Regions from separate parts of the Homo sapiens genome. Here region 1 is linked to region 2. Evidence: read pairs that join two places in POLR2A ChIA-PET (ENCODE). Cell type or tissue: Panc1. All regions are shown on one strand.

Region 1 (5,000 bases), 250 kb after region 2:
CCTCCCCCACGGTCCGAGCCTCCCTGCCAGGAGCGACACCAGCAGCCCCGGGGCGAGACGAGTAAACCTGGGTAACACCCCGCACGGGAAACACCCATCCAGAATTCTGTTTTAACCTGTTAATGAGAAGGAACATCTATTTCCAAACAGCATTCCGGATTGTGCCAATGTGGAGCCTCAAAAGTCTTAATCGTTTTTGTTTTTGTTTTTGAAAAGTTTTGGAAACGATTTTTATAAAGCCCAAAACATCGGTTTATTTAAGTGGCCACATTCGTCTCGGTTCTAGGACGTTTACTGATTTTAATTTGAGACCTGGTTTCAGTCGCTTCCCGAGTATCAGTTTGGAGAATCGGATTCTCGGCCTGTGAGGGGAGCGGCTCTTCCCGGTTGCAGCGTAGTCACTTTCTGGCGAAGGCGGCTCCTCTGAGCTCCGCAGGGGCCCATCCCGTCCCTCCGGGACCTTGGAGGCCTCGACACCCAGCTCCGGAGCTGCCTTTGGGACCCCGCCGGCCCTTTGGCGCAGGAAGCGGGCGCAGCGGCATCCGCAGGACCCCTGGCCCCCGCCTCCCTGGACAGCCCGGCTGCTGGCGCCCACCCCCGGCGGGGCGATGATTGATCCCTGCCCCACCCCCACTCGGCGCCCGGGCCTCCCTCGCGCCGGCGCCGGGCCGGGCCTGGAGGGGACCAGGAAGACCTCCACCCCCAGCCGCACAGTGTGCGAAGCCCGGCCCCAGGGGGCTGTGAGGCGGGGCTGGCCTTCTAAAGGAAGGACACTGGTTGCGACCACAGCCAAGCTGACAGAAGGCACCTCCTCCACCCTCCCAACCCCCCACCCCTGTCATGGACCCGCTTTGCAGAACAGGAGGACAGCGGGGTTAGCGTTCCCAGGAGAGCCCAGGGGCGCCCAAGAGTGTCTGCCAGATAAAGCCCCTTCATCCCTCCCCTGCCAGTGTAGACACCACTTCATCCACCTCCCCCGCCAGTGTAGACACCCTGCTTTCCCAGCAGGTCAAACAGGCAGAGGCCAGTGCTGGCCCCCGGTCCCGGAGCCGGGAGTCCCAGGTGTCTGTCTTCAGGTTCTGTTTATTAACACCCCATCCTCGAAAAACCAACCCTAGCGAATTTTATCGTATGTGAATTAAAAATTTAAAAATAAGATGAAGTAAGCAAATAAATTTTAAAATAAAATACATCTAAGGCACAAGATTTGTGCCTTAAGTTTATTCGTCTGACGAAAGCCGCCAGGCTCCTGGGGAGGGGAGGGTGCCGGCCCATGAGCTGGGGAGGATCCTGGGGAGGGGAGGGCCCGGGCCCACCAGCTGCCTGTCCCCTCAGTGTCCGACTTCTTGGAGGAGTTCCCGGGTGAGGGTCGTGAGTGTGTCAACTGCGGGGCCCTGTCCACACCGCTGTGGCGCCGAGACGGCACCGGCCACTACCTGTGCAATGCCTGCGGCCTCTACCACAAGATGAATGGCGTCAACCGGCCGCTCGTTCGGCCTCAGAAGCGCCTGGTGAGTTCGGGCTGGGCAGAGGGGCGCCTGGGCGCAGTGCTCCCCCGAGGGGACCTCTTGCAATCCACCCAGGTGACACCAGAGCCCCTGGGGTAGGGGGTAGGGAGTGTCCCAAAAACAGCCTGGGTGCCCGCCCCGGTGGGTCAGGTCAGGCCGGCTCAGGTCTTCTTTGAGAGCGCTCAGGGCAGGGCAGGGGATCCCAGTGGGGATGCCAGGGGCCACCAGCTCATAGCGCCCAGCCCTGGAGCGCTCTGGGGGCCAGGAGCCCAGGCTCTGGAGCAACGGTGTCAGCCAGGCTCAGCTGAGTGCTGGGTCCAAGAAGGCCTGCTGCCAGGAGCCAGGAGCTCAGCCCTACGAGTCGGTGGTGGCTGGCTGTGGCCTGGCCCTGTCTCGGAGGCCTCAAGGTGACCCTACCTGGGATGAGGCTTGAGGGAAGGTGGCTGCTGGATACTTGATTGAAGGGCCTTGAAATCTGAAACTGGAGAGTCTTTGGGTCTGTAGTCCCCTCGGGGAGCACTTTCTACCCATATTTCAGGGACCGCAGGGACACCAGGTTTATGCCTGTCCTCTGCCTCATGGGCTAAACTTGTTTTCACTTTTGGTTCTTCCTGGCTTGTGGCTGAGCAGGGAGTGGGGGACTCCGGAGCCTGGACTTTTGCCCCAGGCAGGGCACAGTCCCCAGAGGCTGGAAGAGGCTGAAAGTTGCTTTGTTCTATACGTTTCCCCAGGCAAACCTTTACTTTCGAGTAATTGTACAAATAAGGATTTGGGGTGTTGATGTCGTTTGCAAGTTATCTAAAATTGGGGAGGCCACAGTGGCACCTGGGTCAGAAGGCTGAGCAAGGGTATGTTCCTGGGCACCAAGTCCTCCTCCGCTGGTGGTGTGGACTCCGTGCGGGGTCGATCAGCCAGCTCCCGCCGTCACCCTGGGTGGAGGCCAGCCCTCCTGCCGCTGTCCTTGCCGGGTGGCTGTTCTAGATGCCTGGATTCGCGTGCTATGCCGGTGCAGCTCTGAACATCCCTCAGTTACAGGCTGAGGGGAAATCCTGGGGCCCTGGGCTGTGGGGGACCAGGACCTGAGCGTGGGAGGTCCCAGTGGAGCAGGTGGTGGGAAGCAGGACCACAGGCCGGGGGCGGCCGTCACTTCTCTTCCTTGGAGCTGGCCTAGGGCCTGGGGCTCTGCAGGCCCAGCCTCCTCCCATGCCTGCCTCTCGGAGGGAAGGCTCCTAGGAGTCCATCCCCCTCTTGGCTTGTGTGCCGCTGTGACTCTGCCTGTGCTCCCAGGTGTGCTGTTCCAGCCTGGCGTCCACGTGGCCCTCACTGAGGGGTTAACCACTGAGGTTAAGAAGGGGTTAGGGGCCAGGCACGGTGGCTCATACCTATAGTCCCAGAATTTTGGAAGGCTGAAGCAGGAGGATTGCTTAAGCTCAGGAGTTCGAGACCAGCCTGGGCAACATAGCAAGAACCCATCTCCACTAAAAATTTAAAAAAAAAAAAAAAAAAGAAATTAGTCAGACATGGTAGCACACACCTGTGGTCCCAGCTACTCAGGAGGCTGAGGCAGGATGATCACTTGAGCCCAAGAGTTCAAGGGTATAGTAAGCTATGATCACACCAAGGCACTCCAGCCTGGGCAACAGAGGGAGACTCTGTCTCTAAAAATAAATAAATTGGTCCTGTGCAATGGCTCATGCCTGTAATCCCAGCACTTTGGGAGGCTAAGGCAGGAGGATCACTTGAGCCCAGGAGTTCGAAACCAGCTTGGGCAACATAGGGAGACCAGGTCTCTACAAAAAATTTAAAAGTTAGCCAGTCACGATGGCACACACCCATGGTCCCAGCTACTTGAGAGGCTGAGGCAGGAGGATCTTTTGAGCTGAGAGGCTGAGGCTGCAATGAGCCGAGATGGCACCACTGCACTCCAGCCTGGGCAACAGAGCAAGACCTCATCACAAAAAAAAAAAAAAAAATTGTAATTGAAATTAACTTCTCTTTAATTTAATTACATTTTAAGTTAAATTAAATTTTTTTTTAAAAAAGAGAAGTGGTAGGGAGCTCAGCCCAGCTCCCGTGAGACTGCAGCCCAGACCTCCCTTCACCCTCACCCATGCAAAGGGCTGCCCCTCCTCTGGCTGTATCCACTCTCCCCACTGCCAGGCCTTGAACTGAGCACCGGGACACTCTGGTGTCAGGAGGAGCTGCTAGGAGGGAGCCCCTCCTGCTGCCCTGCCCTGCCCTGGGTCTTCCAGCCGGGCAATACCTGTGTCCAGTTGGATCCCAGACTCCTGGGCTGGGGCATCTCGTAGACAGTTCCCCAGCTCTTTGAGCCTTTGTCTCCTCATCTGAGAAGTGGGGAGAGGAACTTGGAACCGTCCACACCTTGCTGTAAAAGTTAAATTAGCTGGTGTTGTGTGCTTGGGCCTTGGCTCTGAGGACGGGCTAATGGGGGCCCTTGGCGTGATGAGGCCTCCATTCCCTGGTCTGGGGTAGACAGGGTGGGCTTTGGGGTGCCTCCTGGGGGAGGACCCTGTTTACTGTCCATCTTGCCAAGACCAGAGGCCTCGGAGGGTAGGGACCACCGTGCCCTCTCCCCATGGTCTGGCTCTGTGCTCGGACACGGTTGGGAGCTCTTGGGCCCCAAGCAGCCCACCCCCAAGAACACTGAAGCCTCGGCTGAAGCCTGGGGCCCGGCAGCCAAGGGCAGTGCGGACAGCAGACCTCCTAGCCCTGAGCCACCTCTGGCACCAGCTCCAGGAAGTAGCCCAGTGTTGCATGGAGCCAAGCGTCCCTTCCCGCTGAGCAAGACTGGTCCTTACCTGGAGTCAGGCACCTAACACCCACCCAACCCCAGGGTTTCCTTCCTTCGAGCCCTTCACAGACCCACGTCCCCAAGTCAGTTTGTCCTCGGCCAGCAAGGGGCATGGGCACTGTATCAAGTGCTTACTACATCCCCCCTCCAGGAGGGGACCTGTTTGAATTTGGAGACATTCCAGCCACTCACCCGTCCCCAAGGCTCAGACTCTGCGGCACAGCAGCCTCTGGTTGTCCACGGCCCAGTCTTCCATCTCAGAGGAGGCTGCTGCACTGCGGGTCACTGTGACCTGCACCTTTACTCCAAAGTGTTTCCCGGCGTGTGCGCTTCATCCCTCCAAGCCAGGCTCGAACCTCCTTCCCTCTCCCGCCTTCCTTGAATTTCCGCCAGCACCGGCCCGGGCCCTGCCCTGCCCAGAGCCTGATTTATTTGGATGTCTCAGATGCACACAGAGCCTGGTGCTTAGAGCGGCTCTGCTGCGCGCAAGGAGGCTTTGAAGTTTGACTTCTTTTGAAAAGAACCGACAAAAAAGAAAAACGAAATGCAGCCGGGAGAGAGGCCTGGGGGGCAGGGTGCTGAGTGTGGCCAGGCTGGGCTGCTTGTTGGGCAGTGAGGAGGGGACAAATGAAGGCATCGTCGCGGTATGGTGGCACAGGGAGCCCCAGCGCGGGCAAGCT
Region 2 (5,000 bases):
GAGCAAATACAGAGAAGTGGATCTAAAGAAGTCAGCAGAGGACATAACATGGAATACTCGGGCTTCCTGGCTGGAGGCCTAAGGAAAGGATCCCTGGAAACTAGAGAGTGTGACAGGAAATCTCAGAGAGGTGAGAGCTGAACAAGGGGATCCCCCAGTTCTGTGTATGAGTCAACACAAGTCCTGGAGTTACCACATATGAGGAACACACCTAAACAATTATAGTTAAGGGCTTGAAAACCGCTGTGATATAAACGATCTCCAAGATCTAAGCCTGCCCCTGAATGGCACTTTCATGTGGAATGGCTGAACAGCAAAAGACCCAAAAACAGGCCTGCATTGGAACCACCACGGACAGACAGTGAGACAAAAGCGGCAGCTCTGACCAAGCGGGCTGCCTCTCCAGAGGATTCTAACATAACCCAAAGAACCACAACAAAATTCAAAATGTTCAGGAATTAATTCAAAATTACTTAACAGAAAAAGAACCATGGAAATGGGACTAACTCTCAAGGAAAAGAGAATCAATATATGCCACCCTCAAGATGACCCAGAGGATGGATTTACCAGACAAAGACTTTAAAGCAGGCATTACAACCATGCTCCTTGAGGTAAAGGTAACTCTCTTGAAATAAATGGAAAAATGAAAGTTCTTAAAAGACAAAAAGAAACTATATTAAAAGAACCAATAAAAATTCTAGAATTAAATACTATAACACTATCCAACAAATTGACCTTCATAGAATAATATACCCAGCAATGATAGCACAGCACATTCTGCTCAAGTGTGCATGTGACATTCACCAGAATAGACCATTATCCTAAACCATGAAACAAGCATTCACAAAATTAGGAATTTAAATCATGCACATTTGTTCTCTAAACATAATAGGGTTAAATTAGAAATGGATAAAAAAGTAATATCTGGAAAATCCCAAACATTTGGAAACTAAACAACACATTTGTAAATAACACAAAGGTTAAAGAGGGAATCTCAAGATATAAAAAAATTTTGATCTAAATTAGAATACAATGTTCAAAAATTTTGAGATGCCACTAAAGCATTAATTAGGAGGATGTTTATAGCATTTCATGTTTATGTTAGAAAAGAATAAAGATCTTAAATCAATAATCCAAGCTCCCACCTTAGGAAATCTAGGAAAAGAAGAGCAAATTAAACCCAAAGCAAGCAGAAAAAGGAAATGAAGAAAGAAATATAAATAAATAAAATTGAAAGCTAAAAGACAATAGAAAAAAAATCAATGAAATCAAAAGCTCATTCTTGAAAAAGAACAATAATGTTAATAAAATCCTAGCCATATTGCCCAAGGAGAAAAGAGAGAAGTCACAGATTACCAATATTAGAAATGAACAAGGAGACACTATTACTGACCCCACAGACATTAAAAGGATGATGACAGAATACCACAAATAAATCTATGCTCTAAAATTTGACAAAATAGATTATATGGACCAATTCCTCAAAAGATACAAATTACTAACACTTACTCAAGGAGAAATATATAACCTGAATATTCCTTTATCTTTTAAAATAATTTGTCTTGTGAGATGGAGTCTCGCTCTGTCACCTAGGCTGGTGTGCAGTGGCGTGATCTCGGTTCATTGCAACCTCCACCTCCCGAGTTAAAGCGATTCTCCTGCCTTAGCCTCCCGAGTTGCCAGGACTACAGGTGCCCACCACCACACCTGGCTAAGTTTTGTATTTTTAGTAGAGACAGGGTTTCATCCTGTTGGCCAGGCTGGTCTCAAACTCCTGACCTCAGGTGATCCACCCTCCTTGGCCTCCCACGGTGCTGGGATTACAGGCCTGAACCACTACACCTGGTTTCTTTGAAAAGAATTGAATTTATAAAAACCTTCCTACAAAACTCCAGGCCCGGATGGTTTTGCTGGACAATCTACCAAAGCTTTAAAGAGGAAATCATGCCAATTCTACACAACCTCTGACAGAAAACACAAAAGGAACAAGAACCTCCCAGCTCATGTTATGAGGCCAGAAAACCAGATGAAGATAACCCAGGAAAATAAACTTACAGACCAATATTTCTCATGAGCATAGACACAAAAATTCTCAGCAAAACACTAGCAAGTCAAAACCAGCTAATACACGACGAAATGAGGTCTATCCCAGGAATGTGAGGCTGGTTCATCATTCAAGAATTAACCAAGGTTTTCCACTTATATTTGGCCCCCGGAGTGGTCAAATTCACAGAGACAAAAAGTAGAATGGCGGTTGCCAGGGGCTGGGGGAGGAGGAGATGGGGAGTTAGTGTTTAACAGGCGCAGAGCTTCAGTTTGGAAAGATGAAAAGAGCTCTGGAGAGGGAGGGTGGAGATGGTCGCATGACGATGTACCGAGAGGGAGGGTGGGGATGATCGTATGACGATGTACCGAGAGGGAGGGTGGAGATGGTCATGTGACAGTGTACTTAGTGCCACAGAACTGTGCACTTATATTGATTAAAGTGGTAAATTTTACGTGATGTACATTTTATCACAACTGGAAAGTAATCAATATAATTCACCACATTAACTGACTAATGGAGAAAATCCACATGATCTTGCCACATGATGAGACAGAAAAATCACTGCACAAAATTTAACATTCATTCACGATGAAGAAAAAAATCTCTCAGCACACTAGGAATATAAGGAAACTTTCCTAACTTTATAAAGAGCTCTAACAAAAACTTAAATAAACGAAAAACTTTTTTTTTTTTTTGAAAGAAAAAAAAAGGGACTGGAAGCAAGGCAAGGATGTCTACTCTCATCACTCCTATTCACCATCATACTGGACGTCATAGCCAGAGCAGTGAGGCAAGACCAGGAGCTGGCCAGGATGCAGAGTGACCACTGCTTCATGTGGGTTAAGGCTAGGGTGAGGGACGTTCAAAACAGCGCATCGCTTAGGAAACACTGGCAAACATACACTTTCTGTATGACCCAGCAATCTGAAACCTACGTATTTACTCATGAGAAATGAAAATGTATATTCACACAAAATTCATCATATGTGAATATTTGTAGCTACTTTATTCATAATCGCCCAAACCCAGAAACAACCCAGAAGTCTTTTGGTGGGCAAATGCCTCAACAAAACGTGGTCCATCCACAGAATGGATCTGACTGCACAATAAAAAGGAACGCCTGGTCAATGCAGGCAACAGCTCAGAGGATGCAGTGAAGGAAGAAGGCCGGCTCGAGAGGCCACAGCCCAGCTGGCTCCATTCACTCGACGTCCCAGAAAAGGCAAAGCTGTGGGGGAGGAGAGCGGACCAGTGGGTGGAGGGGCGGGCATCGGGGCGGGTGGGCCACAGGGCTGGAGGGCGGGGGCCGGTGTGTCTTCTGAAGTGGGGATACATGGCTGCATTTATCGAAGCTCATAGGTGCGAACAAGCACAGAAGGGAATCTTATTGCCTGTCAGTCGAAAAATGAAGTAGGAACAACGAAAAGCACGTCTCTGGTATCCAACCCCTCTCCGCCACCTTCTCCACCCCCACCCTGGCCTAGGACTCCTTGGTCACTCCCCAGGCATCCAGCAGCAGCTTCCCAACCATTCTGACCCCTAAATGCATTCTCCACAAAGCAGTCAGAACTGTCCCTTTAACGTGTAAGTCACGTGGCGGCTCTGCTCAGAATCTCCCACGCCCACTCACTTCTTCCAGAATAAAAGCTGTGGCGAGGTCTACGAGGCATGATCTGCCCGTGGCTTCTCACACGGCCCTCTGCTCCCTCCGCTCCGGCCACCCCGCCAGGCCAGCGCTGTTCCTCCAGCACCCCCAGCACGTGCCTGCCCTGGGGTCTTTGCACCTGCTGTTCCCCTACCTGGCATCTTCCCCGACGCCCACCGGAGTGCTCCTGCAGGGTCTGCACGAGGCCTTCCTGACCTGCCTGCACCCCCACGCTCCCCCCGTGTGGTTTTCTCTGCGGCTCTCGTTACTCCTTGCCGGCCATGTATGGTGCCTATTTATTTCGCTTATTTTCTGTCTTCTCTGATGGGACGTGAGTTCAAAGGGCCAGAACTTTTTGCCAGTTTTTTTGGGCTGCTATACCCCCATCCTGGCATGTGGTAGGTGTTCAGTGAATGAATGATGAGTGAATGAAGGAAGGAAGGAAAGATGTTAGCCCAGATGCTCAGAAGAGAATTCCTCCTGCCTGGGGAGGCTCCCAGCCCTCCCAAGCGCTGCTGCATTTCTGCCGTTGTCCAGGGGAGAACACAAATCATGCTCATGGGCGATTGAGTCCTTCTTCCACCCCAGGCACAGTCTCCAGCGTTTTATGTCATTAACTCATGAGACTGCAGGGCAATCGCTACCTCCAGTTGGCTTATGGGGAAACAGAGGCACAGATGGTCACACCATTTGCCCAGAGTCGTGCTGCTGGCCAGTGGTGAAGCTGGGATTTGAACCTGGGTTCTGGCAAGCCAGCCATTCCAAGCCACTGGGGACAACCCAAAACCACCTATTCTCGGGAAGCATTCTCCTGATCTCCTTCTTGCTTCCCTGACTGCCTTCAGGAGCCAGCCCTGGGTATGTAGGACACAGCCCCCACAGGTGCACAGGGATGTAAAATCCCAAAGTAGGCACGGGTGGCTTCGGGTGGGTCAGCATGCTGGGCACCTCCCCTCTCCAACCTGTGCCAGGTCCACGTGGCACTCCAGACCCAGGGCTCTCACCTTGCCCTCCTGGGGTGGGTGGTGCCCCACTGGCAATGCTTTTGGGAAGAGCAGTGGGCACCAGGGTGGGGCAGGCGCCTTGCCCCGCTCTGGGCCTCAGTTTCTTCATTGACGCTGCAGAGCCCGGTGGTCCCCCTCCGGAGCTGTGCATTCCCCTTGGGGTGACACATGGACGGGGACAGCCCCTTGGCCACTGCGCCTTCACTGGCGATGGCAAGGTCAAACTCCAGGGCATGGCGGGGGAACAGTGGGGGTCTCTGAGACAGGCAGACCCCATGGCTGTGACCTCAGTAACACCATCCCC

Evidence for each region. ChIA-PET counts read pairs that join two places held together with the same protein. Peaks named below come from ENCODE experiments on the same cell type or tissue, not always from the same donor. Only the 100,000 strongest peaks of a DNase experiment are listed, where the experiment ranks them.
Region 1: POLR2A ChIA-PET joins it to region 2 with 6 read pairs; 2 of 35 experiments call an interaction of 5 or more read pairs at or near these places.

What each region holds. Positions count from the first base shown.
Region 1 is chr20:62,469,914-62,474,913 of GRCh38, reverse strand. It overlaps GATA5 (GATA binding protein 5), which reads left to right. Exons shown (of 7, transcript NM_080473.5): 3 at 1,336-1,511. Among named protein-coding and RNA genes, the nearest start is that of GATA5, 3.6 kb to the left of the region's middle. RefSeq lists an enhancer at 651-1,311. In Panc1, no CTCF peak of the experiment used is centred here; no DNase peak of the experiment used is centred here; H3K4me3 peaks cover 2,894 bases; H3K27ac peaks cover 3,979 bases.
Region 2 is chr20:62,716,866-62,721,865 of GRCh38, reverse strand. All of the region lies in intron 1 of NTSR1 (neurotensin receptor 1), which reads right to left. Among named protein-coding and RNA genes, the nearest start is that of NTSR1, 11 kb to the right of the region's middle. RefSeq lists a silencer at 300-492. In Panc1, no CTCF peak of the experiment used is centred here; no DNase peak of the experiment used is centred here; H3K27ac peaks cover 896 bases.